Regions from separate parts of the Homo sapiens genome. Here region 1 is linked to region 2. A link is a contact called in ENCODE Hi-C or POLR2A ChIA-PET data. All regions are on one chromosome and are shown on one strand. The core of a region is the stretch at or near the end of the contact, and the rest is flanking DNA. Distances in the headings are between cores, read along the strand shown. Region 1 overlaps DUSP16 (dual specificity phosphatase 16). Region 2 holds the start of CREBL2 (cAMP responsive element binding protein like 2).

What was found. A loop is a pair of places that touch in the nucleus more often than their neighbours do. ChIA-PET counts read pairs that join two places held with the same protein, here RNA polymerase II (POLR2A). Pooled maps may share reads with other maps.
Region 1: a pooled map shows a loop between it and region 2 (2.3-fold over the local background). The contact joins the enhancer-like site here to the promoter of CREBL2 in region 2. A Hi-C loop is called at or near these places in 1 of 168 maps with a recorded cell type or tissue (astrocyte of the cerebellum) and 1 of 50 pooled maps. POLR2A ChIA-PET finds 5 or more read pairs at or near these places in 7 of 52 experiments (GM12878, PC-9, T-cell and 4 more).

What each region holds. Positions count from the first base shown.
Region 1 is chr12:12,531,199-12,537,093 of GRCh38, reverse strand. All of the region lies in intron 1 of DUSP16 (dual specificity phosphatase 16), which reads left to right. Among named protein-coding and RNA genes, the nearest start is that of DUSP16, 29 kb to the left of the region's middle. RefSeq lists enhancers at 1,396-1,897, 2,079-3,044. Within about 2 kb of position 1,918, at least 9 of the 41 ENCODE cell types and tissues checked have a DNase peak (open chromatin) inside an H3K27ac peak, as active enhancers do.
Region 2 is chr12:12,609,615-12,615,493 of GRCh38, reverse strand. CREBL2 (cAMP responsive element binding protein like 2) reads right to left here and starts at 3,618. Exons shown (of 4, transcript NM_001310.4): 1 at 3,307-3,618. The coding sequence starts at 3,321. It also overlaps the pseudogene RPL21P136. RefSeq lists a silencer at 3,265-3,564 and enhancers at 3,725-3,774, 3,825-3,904, 3,498-4,249.

The DNA of each region.
Region 1 (5,895 bases), core at 669-3,168, 77 kb after region 2:
ACCTTCAGAGTCTACCTATTTTTCAGCCTTTTATTTCAGCCTGTTTTTTTGAGATGGAGTTTTGCTCTTGTTGCCCAGGCTAGATAGAGTGCAGTGGCGTGATCTTGGCCCACCGCAACCTCCACTTCCTGGGTTCAAGCAATTCTCCTGCCTCAGCCTCCCGAGTAGCTGGGCTTACAGGAATGCGCCACCATGCCTGGCTAATTTTTGTGTTTTTAGTAGAGATGGGGGTTTCTCCATGTTTGTCAGGCTGGTCTCGAACTCCCGACCTCAGGCGATCCGCCCACCTCGGCCTCCCAAAGTGTTGGGATTACAGGTGTGAGCCACCGCATCGGCGTTTTTTTTTTGAGATGGAGTTTCGTTCTTGTTGCCCAGGCTGGATTGCAATGGCAGCGATCTTGGCTCACTGCGACCTCTGCCTCCCAGGTTTAAGTAATTCTCTTGCCTCAGCTTCCTGAGTAGCTAAGATTACAGGCATGTGCCACCATGTCCGGCTAATTTTTGTATTTTTAGTAGAGACAGGGTCTCACCATGTTGGCCAGGCTGGTCTTGAACTCCTAACTTCAGGTGATCCATCAGCCTCGGCCTCCCAAAGTGCTGGGATTACATGCATGAGCCACTGTGCCCGGCCTATTTCAGCCTTTTATTATGTCTAATTATTCTGGTTTATAAACAATGACCTAATTAGTAAAACTTGAGCCTGTACATAGTGCTCATTTTGCTTTACATTAGCTTATGTGAAGCTGGGACAGAATAAGACATTGAGATATTTTCAGATATTATTCTGGTGCAATAATTCAATCATGTAGTCTAGATAGCCATTTTCATGGGTACTTTCAGTGCCCATGACATATAATAAGGGTATATCTTGTGCCAGGCACATTGCCTTGGATTTAGACTATTAACAGTCTCTTGGCTCTCAGGTTTTATAGTTACCATTCTAGACTGAGCGCATCCATAGGCAACTAAAACTGTATGGTACTGTAAGGAGACTAGTCAGTCAGTCTCCTTAAATCTATTCTCACCTCAGTCCATTCTGAATAGAGTTACCAGAGTGAAATTCTCTTAGTAGTGTTCTTATGTTATTTTCATAAAGCGTACAGTGGCCTAGATGGCTTTAGACTTCAGGATTCTTTACCATCTAGCCCCTTTTACTCTACCAACTTATTTTGTTACTTGTTGACATAATCTGTAGCCAGGAAAGCCTGCATACAGTTTGTTATCCCTCTGTCTTTGCTCATGCGTTTTCTGCATCTGGAATCATCTTCCTCTCTTCTCTCTGCTGGTTCATGTCCCTATTTTCTTTCAAAACTCTCTTTGAAATTTACATTTTTCAGGAAGCCTTTCTCTTTGGCTTGCTGGACATCTGACCGGCATGTTATCTTTTCATATTTGTTCAAAATGTCATTTTCAACATTTACTCAACTAATTAATATCAAGGACTTGCCATCAATTCTCTTTTTCCCTGCATTGGGTTAGAAACCTAATTTAACTTCAACACTGACATATTGGTATTTTAGAGTGGGAAATTGAGACTTTGATAGGAAGGTGTTTGTTGCTGCTGCAGGTAATGTGCCTGAACCCAACTGACATTACACCCAGAATTATAGAGGGCCAAGTATAGTACTGTGTAAAAATGACAGAATAACCTCTTAAAAAAGAAAAAATAAAAAAGAATAGCAAATAGAAACACCATTCTCTCAAACTTTGATTTGTAGAAGCAGATGTTTTGTAAAAAAAAATTTTTTTCCCCTTAGACTCATTGATATTTATCTTCTTCTATGGGATATAGCCCATTACTATTTGTTTTGCTATTAAGATTGTTTGGGAAACCCTTCTAAAGAATCAGACAACAGCGTTACTGGGAGCTGAGGTAAGGAGAACTAACAGCTCACCGAGGCTGGTGGAGGAGGATGGGCAGGGCTGAGCGGCTGAGCACTGGCACAGGTGTCCGTCCTAATGTGCCAGGCAGACTCTTGATGAAGCCAGCTTTTTCTGCATGTGCAGAGGTTATTTCTGCTTTTAGAATCTGAGCACTAGATTATAAAATAATTCAGATCTTGTTTGTTTTCTAAATAATCTAGTGTGAAAATCCTGAGAATTTGTGTCTTCCTGTGAGGCTTAGGTGGAAGTCTGACTTAGTATCTGGAACATGAGGTATTTAAGGGCTAATATAAATGTAAAATATTGAATTGATGATCTTTACTTAGTATAACCAACCATGTGTGAAACACCAAACTGGAAAAATTTTACCTTTCTCCTCCAAAATAAAACTTTTTTTTAGAGTAACAAATCAAAGATTTTAAAGGCTGATAGATGATAAAATACCTGAATTCACGGGTGACTGTCTCAAACCAGTCTGGAAAATATTACTTGTTATAATAGCAGTACATCAAGGGACTTGGCAGTTCCTCCTCAAAAAATAGAAAATGAATGTATGATAAGAGCTTAACATCAGACAGGAAGAGGCTTGGTTATACTCATGAAGAGAGAAATTAAGATGAATATGAGGATGAAGAAACAGCAAAGCCTCTAAGGACAAAAGAAGGGTCCAGAAACTACAGTTAGATGATGTGATGGAGCCGAATTATAGAAAAAGACAGTGGAAAGGACAAAGTGGAAAAAATAACCAAGGGATGAGGACAGAGAATGTTCCGACTCCCGTCTGGGGCTACTCCGCTAGCCTTTAGTGTCCTTGCTTTCCTGTGGTGCTGTGATTCTTCAGCCTAGGTCTTGGCCTGTCACTTTGTGGTACTTTGCTCCTGATACAGCTTCCTGATATCATTAACTTCCAGGGCCCCAGCAGGGGGAAGTGTGCGGACAGATGCAATGACTTAAATTAGCACAGACTAGGATCCTGCAGTGAATGAACAGCGATGCTGTTGCTGCATCTTTCTCTGCTACCTGGCCGCCCTTTCTTTTTTCCTTACCTGGTAGAGTAACAAAATCCCCAAAGGGGTCTCCTGCATACTGTGGGATTGGAAGAGAAGTGGAAATAGTTGCTCAGAGCAAGCCTTGAAAATCCCCTGTCACAAAGGAATTACCTGGAACAGTTACCCCAGAGTTACCCGTTTTAGTTTGTGTGTTGTAGGGTATAAACTCTCACACCATAATATGACTGCTTAATGATAAGTCAGCCCTGTCCCTGTTAGGAGACTTTGCTGAGAACTGAGGCACACTTACAGCAATATCTTTTTGTTCTAAGTGAAATAATCTTTAGATATTAGTGATCACTGAATTCCTCATTATACAAGTAGGAAAAACACAGGCTTGGGGAATGTCAAGTGACACTGTATACGCCATTTTAGCATTTTAGTAGATGAGTTGAAATTAGGAACAAGGTCTCCTGAGTCCTAGTCCACAGTATCTTTTAAAAACAATAACCTCACTTGTCTCTAAATTCCTAGGGTTAGTTTTGCCCTCATGGAGCAAAGAAACTGAGCAGGCCTAGGTTGTAGGTGACTGGCACAAAGAGACTGAGAGAAGGAAGCCTGTGGTGGAGTGTTCTGTGATTTTAGAGTTTTTGTAGCTCCTGCTTTTGCTGTTGAAGCTGAGCAAGGGGCCTGCAGCTACCCCTGGGCCTGGCTGGTGTCCCATTTTTGAGGCCCCAGAGTTATTTTTAGCCGCAGGGCCTTGGAAGCAGGTGTGGTCCGGGCTTGAAGGCCACGCCTGGAATGTGTTCAAACCTTGTTGTGCATGTCTGCTTAGGAGCTGAGAATAGTGACGAAGCCATTGCATATACTTTGTTAGAGGAATTTGCACTTTTCCAAGTGAGAGCAATGAAAGTCATCTTGCGTTGCATTTGTGACACTTTAAACAGGTTTATTTTGGAAACTTTATAAATTGAATGATCTTTTACAAGTATTAGTGAATATAATTAAAAAATACATTAGCTATAAATCCTTTGTATACCAAATAAACTTTTGTATTATAAGAGTCATACCCTAACTGACCTATTTTTAAAGTCTAGCTTCATAGTCATAAACATGTGATTTAAAATTTCATTTTTCTCACTTCCCCCACCCCTCAAACATTATTGCTGTTTAAAATAATTCTTTATAAATCCATTTCAGCTTTTACCTTGAGGGTAAACATTAATTTCCATACATTACATTTGTTCATCTTCTTTGTTTTTTTTTTTTTTTGAGACAGAGTTTCGCTCTCGTCCCCCAGGCTGGAGTGCAATGGAGCGATCCCGGCTCACTGCAACCTCCGCCTCCCAGGTTCAAGCGATTCTGCTGCCTCAGCCTCCCGAATAGCTGGGATTACAGGCATGCACCACCACGCCCAGCTAAGTTTTGTATTTTTAGTAGAGATGGGGTTTCACCATGTTGGCCAAGTAGTTCTCGAATTCTTGACCTCAGGTGATCTGCCCGCCTTGGCCTCCCAAAGTGCTAGGATAACAGGCATGAGCCACTGTGCCCAGTTCTCATCTTCTTAACCTTTGCCCACCCAAACTTTTATAATGGTCCTGAGAAGAAGGAGTACAGTAGGACCTGGTAATAGTTCCTGGGTCTGAATGTATGTCATGACCTTATATTAATATTTTTCATAATTTCCAAGGTTATGGAAAAGAGTATGACAATTACGTTTAATTACCTAAGTAAAACTATTACTATGTTTTATACATATCCATCGTATGTGTTTGTATGCCTGTGGGTGTTTGAGGTTCTATTTTACCTAGCTGTTCTGAGACTTGACTTTATTCTCAATATATCATGACCATCCTTGGCTGTCAATAAGTATATTTTTACACCATCGTTTTTAAATGTTGCATACCATGTTGCAGGATTTATCATAATTTATAAGTTACTTAAGCCAGTCTGTCCCTTTCTTATACATGTAGGCCTTTTCCAGTATTTTTTCATGTGTATTTTAACTGAAAGATAAAGCACTTTCTTGTAAGTCACTTTGTTTTGTTTTTTTTTTGAGACGGAGTCTCGCTCTGTCGCCCAGGCCGGACTGCGGACTGCAGTGGCGCAATCTCGGCTCACTGCAAGCTCCGCTTCCCGGGTTCACGCCATTCTCCTGCCTCAGCCTCCCGAGTAGCTGGGACCACAGGCGCCCGCCACCGCGCCCGGCTAATTTTCTGTATTTTTAGTAGAGACGGGGTTTCACCTTGTTAGCCAGGATGGTCTCGATCTCCTGACCTCATGATCCACCCGCCTCGGCCTCCCAAAGTGCTGGGATTACAGGCGTGAGCCACCGCGCCCGGCCTTGTTTTAAGATGAGTCTCACGCTGTCATCCAGGTTGGAGTGCAGTGGTGTGATCTCGGCTCACTGCAGTGTCCACCTCCCAAGTTCAAGCGATTCTCCTGCCTCAGCCTCCCGAGTAGCCGGGATTACAGGCCCATGCCACCACATCTGGTGAATTTTTGTATTTTTAGTAGAGACGGGGTTTCGCCCTGTTGGCCAGACTGGTCTTGAACTCCTGACCTCAAGTGATCCACCCACCTCGGCCTCCCAAAAGTAGTTTAAAGGAGATTCTTGAAACTACCTCCTTGTTGTGTAGACTTTTTTCATGCATATGTCTTGCTTAACATGTATTTGATATTTTACTACGTTCCATATTGTAAAACTAAGATTCTCTTAGTAGATACAACACACTTTTGGCATTGGAAAAATTCTGGGAAAAAGTGCTGGGATTACAGGCATGAGTCACCATGCCCAGCCATAAGTCACTTTGAATTTATTCTGTGAGCCATTTTGAAATTATCTTCAGGAGAATGTAGTTCAGCATTCTAATTTTATTTATTTTAGTACTAAGAGATTTAAAATAGATTAAATTATGGAATATTACTATTGTGAGCTTGAGCTTGAGTGCAGGTGGGTGAGAAGTTTGGTGTCGGTGTTGCATTCCATTGCTTGCTCCTAGAGCCTTCCAGTCCTGTTTGG
Region 2 (5,879 bases), core at 2,369-4,868:
TGATATTTTAGACATCAATGGAATGGGGACTGTTTAAAAGGGAATACCTTACACAGATCACCTGAGGTCAGGAGTTCCAGACCAGCCTGGCCAACATGATGAAACCCTGTCTCTGTTAAAAAAAAAAAAAAATGCAAAAAGTTGGCCAGGTGCAGTGCTCATGCCTGTAATCTCAGCACTCTGGGAGGCCGAGGTGGGCGGATCACTTGAGGCCAGGAGTTCGAGACCAGCCTGGCCAACATGGCAAAACCCTGTCAGCCTGGCCAACATGGCAGGCTCTAATAAACCCTATCTCTAAGAAAAATACAAAAATTAATCGGTTGTGGTGGCATGCACCTGTAATCCCAGCTACTCAGGAGGCTGACGCAGGAGAATCACTTGAACCCGGGAGGCGGAGTTTATAGTGAGCCAAGACTGCACCACTGCATCAAGCCTGGGCGACTGAGCAAGACCCTGTCTCAAAAAAAAATTAGCCGGACATGGTGGCCCATGCCTGTAATCACACCTACTCGGGAGACTGGGGCTGGAGAATCGCTTAAATCCAGGAGGTAGAGATTGCAGTGAGCTGAGATCGTGCCACTGCACTCCAGCCTGGGGGACAGAGAGAGACTCCATCTCAAAAAAAAAAAAAAAAAACTAATGCCCTACAAATCTTACTATGGCAAAACTGGAAGAGTCTACAATGTTACCCAGCATTCTGTTGGCATTGTTGTAAACAAAAAAGGGAAAGATTCTTGCCAAGAGAATTAATGTGTATATTGAGCATATTAAGTACTCTTAAGAGCTGACAGCTTCCAGAAACGTGTGAAGGAAAATGATCAGAAAAAAAAGCCAGTGAGACCCTCATCTCTGCAAAAAATTAGCTAGGAATGGATGTGCATTCCTGTAGTCCCAGCCACTTGGGAGGCTGAGGTGGAGGATTGCTTTGAGCCCAGGAGTTCGAGGCTGCAGTGAGTTGTGATCACACCAACGCACCCCAGCCTGGGCAACAGTGCAAGACCCTATTTCAAAAAAAAAAAAAAAAAAGGAAACTAAATAAGAAAGGTACCTGGGTTCAATTGAAGCACCAGCCTACTCCACCAGTGGAAAACAGCCTGAGCTACTAGAACTTATTCCCTATGAATTCGTGGCATAATAGGGGTAAAAAAGACAAAAGGTGTAAAAACGTTTATCTTCATTGAGTAGAAGTGTGATGTCCTGGCCGGGCGCAGTGGCTCACACCTGTATTCCTAGCACTTTGGGAGGCTGAGGTGGGCGGATCACCTGAGGTCACTCGAGTTTGAGACCAGCCTGATCAACATGGTGAAACCCTGTCTCTACGAAAAATAAAAATTTAGCTGGATGTGGTGGCACACGCCTGTAGTCCCAGCTACTCAGGAGGCTGAGGCAGGAGAATTGCTTGAACCCAAGAGCAATTCTCGGCAGTGAGCCGAGATCGTGCCACTGTACTCCAGCCTGGGCGATACAGCGGAGACTCCGTCTCAAAAAAAAAAAAAAAAAAAAGAAAAAAAAGAAAAAAGAAAGAAGTGTGATGTCCCCTCCCCAAAGAAATATTCAAAGCAAAAAAAAAAAAAAATTACTTGCTGATTTTTCTGGAAAACTTTTAGAACGCTACCCTTCTGTCTTGGAAATACCACTTCCCCAATATCATACCCCACGAATGTTACTATAGTAAAACTGAAGAGTCTACAATGTTATCCCGCATTCTGTTGCATTGTTGTAAACAAACAAGGGCAAGATTCTTGTCAAGGGAATTAATGTGTGTACTGAGCATATTAAGCACTCTTATGAGCTGATAGCTTCCTGAAACTCGCCCCCCTTCTGTCTTGGAAATACCACTTCCTATTAAGAGGGGTTTACTACTTCACAAGCAATCCGTTCCTCTAGGTGAGTAACAATTCCAGAGTACTGCACTGGGCTTTCCCTTCCATCTGTCACTTCCTCACAGCCTTCTACATGAAGAGGAAGAGAAAACAAGAAGGAAAGAATAAAACAAGGAACACAGAGAAGTTGGAAATTTTTTGAATCTCTCTGAGGATATGTGAAACAAAAACTGCAGCAGCAGCAAAAAAAGACACCCAAACAAAGGACAAAGCTATCGTAAAGAGTATGCCAAAGACTGTGAAACAGAAGACGCTGAGAAGCACAAAGAAGGACGGTTTTTACTTTAAAAACTGGCAAATTTTAGAAGTCTGATTCCTTAAAATAAAAAAGTCCAAATCCAAAACAACCTGAAACATCAATAAACAAATCTTTGACCATCCCTATCTTCAGGAAATAAAACTAAACAACACTAATGTGGGTAGATGTAAAGAGAGAAAGGCGGCCAGGCGCGGTGGCTCACGCCTGTAATCCCAGCACTTTGGGAGGCCGAGGCGAGCGGACACCTAAGATTGGGAGTTCGAGACCAGCCTGACCAACATGGAGAAACCCCATCTCTACCAAAAATACAAAATTAGCCGGGCATGGTGGTGCATGCCTGTAATCCCAGCTGCTCGGGAGGCTGAGGCAGGAGAATCGCTTGAACCCGGGAGGCGGAGGTTGTGGTGAGCCGAGATCGCGCCATTGCACTCCAGCCTGGGCGACAAGAGCGAAACTCCGTCTCAATTAATAAATAAAGACAAAAAGGCTATACATAGATAAACTATTTGGATTAACCAATAATGAACATTATCTATTATTTTATAATCATAAAGTAAGTGATTTGGACAGGGAAATTGGATGGTGATGGGCTATTAAAGTTAACAAGAGGAAAATCAGTATTTTTTTAGAGAAGGCTTTCTAGTGGAGGTTAAACTCCACACTGGCCAAATAGCAACAGGAGCTTAGCGGTGTTCCAACCAACCACAGGAAATAGCTCAGAGGGGGAGTGAACTGATTATATGAATGGGGCATTGAGTAAGGGAGCCTGAGAGAAGGGGAATCGTCAAGGGGAATAAGGCTGGTTCAGCGTGCACTAAAGTCTCCAAACTGGAGAGAGGAGGCAGCAAAAAAGTGCAAGAAGAAAAAGTACAGTAGTTTCTTATCTCGACAGGCAAGTTAAGGACTAGGGGTTGCACTACCTGGAAAGCTAGCAAACGCCCTGGGAGTGAAAAATTTCCAGAGAGGGCCCTTCCTGGAAAAACGCAGCCCCGGTGTTCCCTGATTTCCTGGCTGGGTACCATCGGGCAGTGGACTGGAGAGGCGCAGGGATGTTTTAGGCAGGTGTCTCTTGGGTGTTGGCGTGGACTACATAGCGGAGGTTCAGCCGCGGGACTAGCATTGAGCGACAAGAAGGCGGCGGCGCGTGCAAACCACAAGACTTACCTTACTGTCATCCATCGCGGCAGACAGGCCGGCCTGGCCAGGCACTCCCTCCCGGAGCCCTCCCCCGGCTCAGCCGGCCTGGCCCGGCCCCCGCCCCGAGGAAGAAGGGGATATGGTTCTGGCTGCCTCCTCCTCTCGCCTAACAGTTCGCTTCCCTGATGCCAGAGTCACGGGGACGAGGGACCAGTTCAGGAATGGCAGAGCGGACCCTGGAGGCGGCCCCAAACGCCTCCCTTCGCCGCCGCCGCCTCCTCCTCCCCCTCCATGACAGTCTCTGGGTGTTTACAGACGCTCTGGAGAGCCGCCGAGACCGGAGGGTGGGCGGGAGCGCTGCACACGGAATGGCCCCTTCGGCTGCCGTAGCACCGCGGCATTCTGGGAATTGTGATTTTTCTTATCACAGTCTCTGCGCTACTGACTGGAAAAAAAACTACGATGTCCACATAGCCTCATTAAGGGGCAGCTGTTTTCCTTTTGCCTACTAGCTAGCGCTGAGGAGGCGGGGCTGGGCTGGAGGCCCAAAGTGCGCCTGACCTGAGGTTTTGGCTCCTAAGTGCCAGGGCCTGGAATGGCGGGGACGGGAGTTTGGTGCTCTGCGGAGGCAGCCCTGAAGGCGGGGTGCCGGAAGCAGGCCCTCCTCTGGGACGCTGAGGAAACCCTAAAGGTTCTTTATTTAAAAAAAAACGAAAAACAAAAACTAAGTATGTAAAATAGTGCAGCTACTTTGGGAAGAAATTTGGCAGTTCTTCAGAATATTGGCCACTCCCATACCCAAGAGAAATTAAAACGAGTGACTACACAAAAACTTGTATATAAATGTTCTTTCCTAGCAGCATTATTCATAATAGTCAAAAAGTGGAAACAACGCAAATGTCCTTTACTGGATGAATGGATAAACCAGTGTGGACTATACAAATTAAGAAATACTGGCCAGGGGTGGTGGGTCACGCCTGTAATCCCAGCACGTTGGGAGGCCGAGGCGGGAGGATTGCTTTAGCCCAAGAGTTCGAGACCAGCCTGGGCAACATAGCAAAACCTGTCTCTACAAAAAAATACAAAAATTAGTCGAGTGTGGTGGCACATGCCTGTAATCCCAGTTACTGGGGAGGCTGACATGAGAGGATCACTTGGGCCTGGGAGGCAGAGGCTGCAATAAGCCAAGATTGTACCACTGCACTCCAGCCTGGGCGACAGAGCCAGACACTGTATTTAAAAAAAAAAAAAAGAAGAAGAAGAATGAAAGAAGGAAGAAGAACGATGAAGGAAGAAGAAGGAGAAGAAGGAAGAAGAAAGAAGAAGGAAGAAGACCCATATAGTAAGATGCAGTCTCTACAAAAAAAATTAAAAATTAGTTGGGTGTGTTACAAAAAATTTAAAAATTACTTGGGTGTGGTGGTGGTGCTTGTAGTCCTAGCCACTCGGGAGGCCCAGGTGGGAGGATCGTTTGAGCCCTGGAGTTGGAGGCTGAAGTGAGCTGTGATCACGGCACTCCAGCCTGGGCAACAGAGCAAGACTCTGTCTCAAAAAAAAAGGAAAGAAATATTATTCAGCAATGAAAAAAAATGAAGGGATATACACACTTCAATATGTCTGAACCTTGAAAACTTTATGTGAAGTGAAAAAAGCCAGACACAATAGGCCACATATTGTATGATTCCATTTATAATGAAGTGTCTGGAACAGGCACATCTAAATAGACCAAAAAATCCATTAGTGGTTGCCAAGGGCTAGGGTTGAAGAATGGCAGGGATGGAGGGATCCTGGAAAGGAGAGTGACGGTTAATGAGTACTGGGTTTCTTTTTGAGGTGATGAAAATGATCTAAAATTCAGCCGGGCATGGTGGCTCACGCCTGTAATCCCAGCACTTTGGGAGGCCGAGGTGGGCTGATCACCTGAGGTCAGGAGTTCGAGACCAGCCTGACCAACATGGAGAAACCCATCTCTACTAAAAATACAAAGTTGGCCAGGCCTGGGAGAGCATACCTGTAATCCCAGCTACGTGGGAGGCTGAGGCAGGAGAATGGCTTAAACCCAGGAGGCGGAGGTTGCAGTGAGTTGAGACCGTGCCATTGCACTCCAGCCTGAGCAACAAGAGCGAAACTCCGACTCAAAAAAAAAAAAAAAAAAAAAGAAGAAAAGAAAATTATCTAAAATTGATTTTGGTGATGGTTGCACATCCTGTGAATATATTAAAAACCACTAAATTGTAGTTTAACTGTAGTTAAACCACTTTAAATGAGTGGATTATATCTCAATAAAGTTATTTTAAAAATAACTGGCTGTGTCCTCATTTAATAAAGTCAGTGAGCTTGTTTTTACTGTTGTTTTTGTTTTGGCCTACCTCGGGCCTTTGAGAACTTGACAAAGATTGCATATTTGTCAATGCTGCTCCTGAAGAGCCCTTTGGCTCACACCTTTTCAAAGACTCACAAAGTGCTTTCTCAACCCTTGCAAAATCCAACTGAGGTAGAGTTCTCAGATTTAGCAATATAGACACAGAATACTCAATTACATTCGAATTTCAGATAAACCGCAAATACTCTTTTAGGAAAGTGTGTCCCATGCAACTTTT